Regions from separate parts of the Mus musculus genome. Here region 1 is linked to region 2. The links are chromatin loops, found by intact Hi-C in ENCODE. Cell type or tissue: left cerebral cortex. All regions are shown on one strand. Links, peaks and the distances in the headings refer to the core of each region. The heading gives the core; the rest is flanking DNA.

The links. Hi-C counts contacts between places; a loop is a spot of excess contacts. Peaks named below come from ENCODE experiments on the same cell type or tissue, not always from the same donor. Only the 100,000 strongest peaks of a DNase experiment are listed, where the experiment ranks them.
Region 1: a loop joins it to region 2, with 17 times the contacts of the local background. A loop is called at or near these places in 6 of 42 quality-filtered maps.

What each region holds. Positions count from the first base shown.
Region 1 is chr7:94,039,452-94,044,847 of GRCm38, forward strand. Gm32647 (a long non-coding RNA gene) reads left to right here and starts at 3,045. Exons shown (of 6, transcript XR_869798.1): 1 at 3,045-3,507. In left cerebral cortex, for the core only: no CTCF peak of the experiment used is centred there; a DNase peak (open chromatin) is centred at 3,248; H3K4me3 peaks cover 569 bases.
Region 2 is chr7:93,460,499-93,465,894 of GRCm38, forward strand. No RefSeq gene overlaps it. Among named protein-coding and RNA genes, the nearest start is that of Gm15501, 280 kb to the left of the region's middle. In left cerebral cortex, for the core only: a CTCF peak has its summit at 3,075; a DNase peak (open chromatin) is centred at 3,099.

The DNA.
Region 1 (5,396 bases), core at 148-5,147, 580 kb after region 2:
GCATCTTCCCCTTCAATTCTTCCCATGCCTTATCTGACATGTTTAGCTTAAATTCACACAATTTTCTATATTTAGTGTTGTATTCTCTTTCTTTCTTTTTCCCTCTATGTGTGCGAGTGATATATATATATATATATATATATATATATATATATATATATATATAAATAGAGAGAGAGAGAGAGAGAGAGAGAGACAGAGAGAGAGAGACAGAGACAGAGACATAAGTGAGCGAGAGATATGACATATTATAAATGATAGAAAGACGAGATAGAGGATAGATATAGATAGTGTATCTATGTGTATGAGAGAGATATGAACATATATGCCTGCTTAATTTTGGTTATGGTGGTAGGTAACAGTCTGTTTATACATCAAGTTAGACTATAGTTCTCCATACACACAAAACCATTTAACTGATGAAAATAAATATTTGTGGAGAGAGTATAAGTAAATAGAACCCCTATCCCTATGCTAGATAACATCGTATACAGAGAAATACATTATTTTGTCAAGTAGCAAACTGAAAGGTAGAATAGTTAATGATATTATAACATTATTGCTAAATTTATTGAGATTTATTAAGATGTTATTATATGTAGACTGTTGGGAGTTGACTCCTAACAGAAAGTGGCTGTCATCTCTGCAGCCATCTTGGGCTACTTACTTACAGGTGGGACTTTCCCACCCTGACGAGAGACCTTTTGTTCCTAGCATGATGTTTTTGTAAGATGCCCACCACAGCTGAACACATTCTGATAACATCTTGTTTTTCTTCTATACACTATGGACTTGTGGTTAAGTGTCTCCAGTTGCACTCCCCAGCTTGTGCTTATATACCCATAATTGCCTTCCAATAAACAAAACTTGAGACTTGAGACTTGATAATAGTTTCTTGATCAGATAGCCTGTCTTGTCTCCATTCTTTGAGTCTCTTGCCCCTGTGTCCCCAGTCTTTCTCTTGCAGACCCCGTTGACTGACCCACAGACCGGGTCAGTAGACATAGCTTCATGTTTATAAAACATATACACAAATAACTAATAGAGACATAGTGTATGTTTCTTAGTCTCAAAATGCTCTAGAAATGCTCTATCTCTCTTTGTCTGTTGCTCTTTCTCCCAGACAAAACTGTAGTATAGGCAGTATCGTAAATGTTAATAATAAATAAGTGCATAGCATGAAAAGTTTTCATATTATGTTCAAGATATTTGTATTTGAAGTTATTTCCAGCTAAAAAGTACAGGTGTTTCTGTTTGTTTTCTGTTTGTTTTGTTAGTTTTATTTTTCTTAAACTATCTCAGTGGTTCTTAACCTTCCTGATGCTGTGACCCTTTAATATAATTCTTCACGTTGTGGTGGCCCCAACCATAAGATTAATTTTGCTACTACTTCATACCTGTAATTTTGCTACTCTTATAAATCATAATGTTAGTATCTGTGTTTTTTTTCAATAAGCTTAGTTGAGCCCTTTGAAAGTCATTGAACCCCAAAGAGATCATGACCTGCTAAGCTTAGATCTGCTAAGCTATATTTACAGAAATTTATATAAAACAATGGCCCCTTGGAAGATTGTTAGCCACTGATTTTCCTGTACTATGCTCTAAGGTCTAAAACTCACTTAAAAATTGCACCCAGTGCTTCTGTACTACAATATCAGCATGTGGGATATGGTCCCAGTGGTGCCTGTGCCACATAGTAAGCACCTCAGAAGTGCTGCCTCCCAGCGTGGGCTACAAAAAGTTCTACTTTCCATGGTGACCATTATCACCATCCTCATTACAGAGAAAGCTCCAGGAGCCAGGCACTCCATGACTAACTCTATCAACCTCCTGATCTCTATTTTTCTTTCCTTGTCCTGCATTGAAGGTGAAATTGCTTTGTTGACTTTGATTTCTATTTTTGAAGGGAGAAAAACATGCATAGTGGATCTCTTTTTCCAGATCAATTTATCTGAGTTTTAAGATAGATGAGCACCAGACTGAAATCACAGCAAGGTTAGAGAGAACAGCGGAGAAACTTTCTCATGTCACTCAGCGTATAAACTTTGAAAGGTTTGTGTTTCATAGTTGGCAGAGTTAGCTGAATTTTTCACCTTGAAAGACATGGGAAGAGGCAACCTCAGTCGACGAACTGTCTCCTTTAGATTGACCTATGGGCACGTCTGTGAGTCATTTTCTTGATTGCTAGTTGAAGGAGATGGGAACAGCCTACTGGGGTGGTGCCATCTCTGTTCAGAGGCCTGAGGCTGTGTAAGAAATGTAACTGAGCAAGTCAGGAACAAGTGAGCTAGTTCCCTCCACAGTTCTGTTTCTACGTTCCTGCTTTGGCTTCCCTGACGGATGAAACGGGTCCTGTGTGTGGAAATGAACCTTTCCTTCCCCAGGTTGTTTTATCACAGCACAAAGAATCGAACTAATGTAATAGGGCTTTGAACATTACTTGTGGACATTCATTATTATTATCATTTTAATCTGTATCTTCGTAGTTAACCCTTCCTAATATACACAGCACTTTTCACCTGTGCCTTGCATAGGTGTCTCATTATAGATATCCCACTCTTATGCTTCATATATTCATATGAAGCTTCTTAGGCTTAAGGGACTTGCTTACAGTTACATAATGTATAATGGTAAAATGTCTTAGTAGACATTCTTCTAATTAATACAGAGATGAACAAGGGATATCTAGTTTAAGAAGTTAGTTCAACCACCACAATTTGCTTGTAGCTACTCAATCCCGACGTGCTGATCTCTGCGCATTGAGTGGTTTGAATTGGTTTCTAGATAAGACCCCGAGTTGCCTCTGCAAAGAACACAGAAAGTTGAAACTTTGACACTCATCAATTAGGCTTGGTGGTCATGACAGGAAATTAAAGGGAAAAAAATCAATTCCAGGTGTAAAATGTTGAACAGAGATTTTCTTCTTTTTTTTTTTAATTTGGTGCTTCCAGAGTGAGTACTTTCTCTATCTTAGACTGATCCAATCTCCTTTATTTGATTGATTGTTGAATCTATTGAAGAGTGAGCCATTCACTTCAGCCTGAATTCCCAGCAGCAAGGTCAGTGAGGATGAATCCTCCCCTAAAAGGCTGGGGGTCTTTGTGGAAAAGCAGCCACCCAGCACGAGCCTTTTGAGTATGCAGAACACATCGGCTCAGCCTAAAGCTGGCAGTTGGTGCACACACACACACACACACATCGCTTTCCCCTCAAGTGAAGCGGCATGAGCATGAGCAATCGCAGTATCTCCTGTTTCCGGAGCTGAGACCGGCAGCCTCTGCCTGATTTATTGAAGGAGCAAGAGGATCCCAGTTTCCGCGCTAACACGCAGCTGTCACATCTAGTTGGAGACAGCCACTTCTTCCCAGCTGTTTACCTGCTCTGGCAAGAAGGCACCCTATTCCAAAAGCGAGTAGGCTGGAGGAGGAGTCTGCATGGTGCTTGCTGCAGGTAAAACCAGTTTTTAGTTCTCTTTTCTAACCAGCCAACCACCTCACCTACTTACAGGTAGGTGCTTGCAGTTTCTTCTTTACATATGGAAAATCTTTGTTGCAATATTCATTTTAACTGAGAAAGTCTTTTTCACTGTGTGAGACGCAGCAGAGAGGGACTTCAGAGTTCAGCAGTGATTCTTCTGATTAAAGTTTTAGTGCATATGGTAATTCCAGGTCTCCCTCCAGTCTTTCAAAGTAGACAGCAAATTTGAGACTCGTCCTCATTTTGTGATTCGCAGGCAATTTGACAGTTAGCCTAAGTGCATGAGTCTAACCTTTGAGTTAGTTGACAATTGTAATGGAACTCTGCACATGTAATATAAAGAGCTTTAAATATTTTCCTACTGCTGGGATAAATATGTATCAGCCTTCTAAAAGTAAAAGCCAATGGGTGGAAACTTACAGATTCAAACTCTTCAGTGTTTAAAGTGGGGTTATTGAAGCAGGAGGGAAAGTTGCTGAATCACAGCTTAATATTCATGCAAATTGCTGTATGTCTCAGACACGAGTGTCAAATGTCTTTTCCTCTTTAAAAAAAACTATTAAATAGGTCTGAAGGCTGTGGCTTTGAAGAAAAGAAGTTTTTCATTGTTATAAACTAGTTTGTCTTGGTGCAGTAACTATCTTGATAACATGACACTGTAAAGATTTAACCAAAAGATGCATTTTTCTCCACCAGAATAAACTAGAATCTAGTATTATATTTAGAGAGCTTTTGTTTTTCTTTCTCCAAATAAAGCTATAGGATTTTTAAGCCAGAGCTTCTATGCTTCAGTGATAATGCTCATGTATGTAACTTCTCATGTATAACATAACTTAAACATGTGTTTCTATTACCAGCAATTTTAATTAAAGGAAAACTTTAGAAATGTTTGCATGCTTTGTCAGCAATCATTTTTGTCCTTTTGTGGACAGGTTTGTTGAGAGATTAACCATTGTAGTTAGGCATTAGCCATATGGTTTGAAATAACCATAAAGAAAATATTCACAAGCCCACAGTCCTGTATTCAAGTCAAGTCCTTGACGTTTCTCAATGAGCGATGAGTTGAAGAGACAGAGGGGCTTTAATGGAGTTGTGGGAAACACACAGCTGGGAAACAAAAGTTCCCGTGCCTATGTGATGGCTCCAGCAATGTCACTTCACATATGGGCTTGACTTTGGACAGTTTCTGTTTATTATCCTTAGGGGTAAATGCTACCACATAATTCTCTGGAACTTGTCTTGATATGGATTCTGGGGTTCTTACGGAAGATACCACCAGCACAGGACTTCTCATTGATCTTGAAAGTCAAGAAACCTCTTTTACTAAAGAGGCTCCGAGGCTCACTCTGGAATCAAAGGGAGATAGGCGAGAATCTGCCTGCAAGCTGACTCCTTAGAGGGCAGAAAAAAAAATCCCAGAGTTGCCCCCTTTACTTGTCCTTAGAGTGCAGTGTTGCTAGTATCTTTACAGAACTTCATGGAAAGTTTTCATCCATAATAGAAATTTAACATTTATGTTTACTTCTACCTTTGCCTTTCACAACATCTGTTGTTTCTATGTGAGACATCCACACCCTTATTTAAGTAGATTCTGTAGAGTCCTGTGAGAAGCAATACCCTGAAAGCTTCACCTTATAATTCTAACTGCACACTTTGGTTCATACTTAAGCTTGGGATAAACGTGCAGATATTTCTATCTCCCTGGTATTATATCATACATCAAACCTGGCACTAAGGGTATGACAAGGCGGGTAGAGGGCAGACTGGACTTGAGGTGGAATCTTAGAGAGGGGCAAAGTACTCTCTCTGTTTTTATCTTGCCAAACTCTTCCAACTCAGCCTATAATCTAAGAGATCCAAAGCCATGATTTCAACACACCCAACTCTAGAAATGAAGGGCAATTTAATTCAGCTGTTGA
Region 2 (5,396 bases), core at 96-5,095:
AGATTGCGAATTGATCCAGTACTATCTCCTTGTACTAAGGTCAAATCTAAGTGGATTAAGAAACTCCACATAAAACCAGAGACACTGAAACTTATAGAGGAGAAAGTAGGGAAAAGCCTCGAAGAAATGGGTACAGGGGAAAAATTCCTGAATAGAACAGCAATGGCTTGTGCTGTAAGATCTAGAATCAATAAATGGGACCTCATAAAATTGCAAAGCTTCTGCAAGGCAAAAGACACCGTAAATAAGACAAAAAGACCACCAACAGATTGGGAAAGGATCTTTACCTATCCCAAATCAGACAGGGGACTAATATCCAATATATATAAAGAACTCAAGAAGGTAGACTCCATAAAATCAAATAACCCCATTAAAAATGGGGCTCAGAACTGAACAAAGATTTATCACCCGAGGAAGACCGAATGGCAGAGAAGCACCTGAAAAAATGTTCAACATCCTTAATCATCAGGGAAATGCAAATCAAAACAACCCTGAGATTCCACCTCACACCAGTCAGAATGGCTAAGATCAAAAATTCAGGTGACAGCAGATGCTGGTGAGGATGTGGAGAAAGAGGAACACTCCTCCATTGTTGGTGGGATTGCAAGCTTGTACAACCAGTCTGGAAATCAGTCTGGCGGTTCCTCAGAAAATTGGACATAGTACTACCGGAGGATCCAGCAATACCTCTTCTGGGCATATATCCAGAAGATGTCCCAACGGGTAAGAAGAACACATGCTCCACTATGTTCATAGCAGCCTTATTTATAATAGCCAGAAGCTGGAAAGAACCCAGATGCCCCTCAACAGAGGAATGGATACAGAAAATCTGGTACATTTACACAATGGAGTACTACTCAGCTATTAAAAAGAATGAATTTATGAAATTCCTAGCCAAATGGATGGACCTGGGGGGCATCATCCTGAGTGAGGTAACCCAATCACAACTCTCACAATATGTACTCACTGATAAGTGGATATTAGCCCAGAAACTTAGGATACCCAAGATATAAGATATACTTTGCTAAACACATTAAACTCAAGAGAACGAAGACCAAAGTGTGGACACTTTGCCCCTTCTTAGAATAGGAAACAAAACACCCATGGAAGGAGTTACAGAGACAAAATTTGGAAGTGTGACGAAAGGATGGACCACCTAGTGATTGCCATATCCAGAGATCCATCCCATGATCAGCTTCCAAACGCTGACACCATTGCATACACTAGCAAGATTTTGCTGAAAGGACCCAGATATAGCTGTCTCTTGTGAGACTATGCCAGGGCCTAGCAAACACAGAAGTGGATGCTCACAGTCAGCTATTGAATGGACCACAGGGCCCCCAATGGAGGAACTAGAGAAAGCACTCAAGGAACTAAAGGGAACTGCAACCCTATAGGTGGAACAACAATATGAACTAAGCAGTACCCCAGAGCTCTTGTCTCTAGCTGCATATGTATCAAAAGATGGCCTAGTCGGCCATCACTGCAAAGAGAGGCCCATTGGACTTGTAAACTTTATATACCTCAGTACAGGGGAAAGCCAGGTCCAAAAAGGGGGAGTGGGTGGGTAGGGGATTGGGGGTGTGTGTATGGGGGACTTTTGGTATAGCATTGGAAATGTAAATGAGCTAAATACTTAATAAAAAATTGAAAAAATAAAAAAAGAAAATCAGCAACACCCAAACAGAAACAGATTTTGTTTTCTTATCCAATACCAAATGGTCAGCTTTGCAAACATACATACAAGTAACATTGTGCAGACTGAGCAGGTTATATTTAGGAATATATATATATATATATATATATATATATATATATATATATATATATATATATATATACATGTATATATATATGTATATATATATACATAAACATACACATACATATATATTCTCTCTCTATATCTCTCTCATACACACACACACACACACACACATATAGATGCAACATCAATTAATGACAAAAGAGGTCATGAATCTGACAGAAAACAAGGAGATATCTGAGAAGGTTTGGAGGGAGGAAATAGAAGTGAGAAATTATGTAATTTATTATCTAAAAAGAGAAAGAAATAATTTAATGAGAAAATATCTGAACACAACTTTTCTAAATAGCTATTTGCAGTTTTTAGTCATATATTTCTGTTTTGCAAGCTCTTGCACATATATATTGTTTGTTGAGCATATTCTCTCTCATGCTTTCTGTTTTTCTTCCCTCTCCTCCACCCTCCTGTTGGTTCCCTTTGTCATCCTAGACAGATTTACTCATTTTTATGGGATATTTGTTCATGATTTCATATATCTATATAAAATTCAAGAACTGCAATTGAGAGAAAACATGATTCTAGTCTTACTGCAATCAACTTAAGTACTTCAACATGATGACCTCCAGTTGCACCCATTTTATTACAACCTCCAAAACTTTATTCTTGTATGTATCACATTGTTCTTATCTTTTTATCTGTCAATGGACTCCTAGTGTGGTTTCTTTTGATCTGATTCTTTAAAATGTAAGAAATCAAAACCAATTCTTTATTAAAATACAGTTTTCTATATACTTAGAAAAAAGTTCCCATGCATGTTATAAATTAATTGAACCTTCTGTCACATCACTTTTCACAACTACATGATTTTATCAGTGGGGCAGCATGCAGATCTATCTATCTATCTATCTATCTATCTATCTATCTATCTATCTATCTATCTATCTATCTATCTATCATCTATCTATCTATCTATCTATCTATCTATCTATCTATCATCTATCTATCTATCTATCTATCTATCTATCTATCTATCTATCTATCTATCTATCAATCTATCGTCAATCATCTATCTGTGTGTCCATCTGTACACCTGTTTATATGTCTATCATTTATTTGTCTGTGTGTCTATCTATCTATCTATCTACCTATCTATCTATCTATCTATCTATCTATCTATCTATCTATCTATCTTTCAATATGTCTATCATCTATCTACTTCATGATAGGCCTGATTTGGAATTACTAGGTGTAATTTTTATATACAAAATTCAGCAGCATTTCTAAATAGTGACCCACAGATGGAGCTAGTAGATTTGGAAAATCAAGCTGGACTCACAGACCTGGTTAAACATATATTTTGGGGGAAGAATGGAAAGGTTTAAAATTATGTAAGTTTCAGGTTATTTCTGGTTACCACCCAACAGAAAAATCTGGTTCTAAAACTCTATTATAAAAAATTGGCATATCAGCAATGAAAGATCCAATGATTTTTGATAATTAATATTAACTAATCTCATCAACTTTTATGACACACAAAATATGGATCAGTGTTCTGATATGGTGTTGTGTCAATTATTTGTCTCTATATCTTAGCCAAACTTGAGGTGTCTTAGGATTAAATATTAATGTTACATGTAATTACTCGTTTGACAATATATTATTTAGCATAATATAATGTTGTAGGCATTTCTGTAATGGTAAGATGTTTTTCTGTACCACTTAGAGATGTACAGAAATACTTAGAAAATTATACATGAGAACTGTTTGTAAGTGTTAGGCTGTCACATCTTCACTTACTTGTACATGTGAACATGTCACACTCATTAGCATAGTAAGTAAGCGTGTGGTGCTTACTTGATTAAGTCAAGTATGATCTTTAACAGAGCTCACTGTTGGTGAGGAATTAGATCCCATTGCCATTGTAAGGATTTGTCACACATTCTAGCCTCAGTACTCTATCACATGTCTTATTTACTGTTGGATCTGGTGACTATGCTTCCTCAATGATCCACCCTTTATCGTGAATGATAAAAAGGGAATGCAACATAGAAATTTTATGAATGACTTAATAACTGTAGAATTACGAGAGCTTCAGTATTTCCTGTACATTTTATTCTTTCATTTTCATTTATATTCCAAAATGGCAGTTTTTCTGCTGATGCAACATTCTCAAGAACTTCTAGGCATTTCACAGCATCTCATAGATGCCACTCATTGGACAGGGAAGTTCTTCATGATAGTTTTTTGGATGATCTTATATATGTTCCTAGTGTATCTTTAGAGGTCTGAGAGAACTCATGAGCGCATGGCTCATCTCTTCCGTGTGATTTATTGCTCTGGGCCTTGATTCTTTCAAGGTACTAGCAATATGTCATCCAAACTTATTTTTGCTTTTCTCCCAGGGAAAGAATCCCTGACATTCAATATTTTAAGTTTAGTTTAGTTTTCAATCTGGATAGGCTGAGAACTTCCCATTTCATCATATGAAATTTTTTGTTTGTTCAAAATTTTCTTGAGTTTATAACATTCTAGTCACATATTGTTAACTAAAGGAGCAAGAACTTATCAGGTTGGAGTTTTTGGATCTACCATTACTTACCCCTGAAATCCCTTCATTCTCTACTCATTGCTCAGTTCTCAAGCCGCTTATAAATTGTTTGTTTTCTGTTACAGCAACAGTCTTTTTACAGTTGTGAAAATGTGTATACTTTCATTATGCTTCTACTATATAAACTCACAAAACTTTATTGTTTCTGGAGGTCAGAAGTCCTAAGTAAAAGCAACAGTAAGGGTGCACTGTTCAGAGAATCTAGTGGAAAATTTCTTTCCCACACTTTTCTAGATCCAAAGATTACTTGCAATCATTTGCTCATGAACCCTTACTCCATCTTCAAATCCAACAGCATAGGATCTTACAAACTTCCCCTTGACTTTTGCTTCTCTGCCTCTGCCTTATAGTGAAACGCCCATTGAATTCAGAATCATATTCCTGCCTCCAAATTTGGTGCTAATTTAATCATATCTTCAAAGAATCATTAAACATATAAGATAACATATTCATAGGCTTTGAAGATGCATATGTGAAGATGTATGGTATTATTATTCAACCTATTGTAAATATATTAAAAGAAGACCACAAAATATTGCATGGTAAAGGCAGTAGTTTAAGTTTAATAGTCAGAAAAAAAACCTTCTGTGAGAATGTAGGATGCTAAGATGTCACTCATGCCCAAAAGGCATAAGAATGTTCTAGCAAGCAGAACGACCAACCACAGTGCTACAATTATAATTATAAAGGTTGTCATATCTGAAGATTGGGAAAGAATACTAACGAGGCTCATGAAGAGAAGGGAGAGTAGTTTGAGATTAGGTTGTACAGAGTTTTATTTATCAAGGAAGTGATTTCAAGATTTGGTTCAGATCAACATGAAAGTTCTCATAAGAGGAAATATGAATTCATACAGGTTTTGAGTATTAGTATGGAGGTTCTTCATTTTTGGCTTGTCTTTTGTGTTATCTCTGTTCAGTTGAAGATTTGACATGAGTTGGGCATTCCTGCTTTAACTTGCCCTATCTGTGAGTCTTCTCTTTATTTTTCTTTCAATTCTCTAAGTTGACATTTTATTAGCGT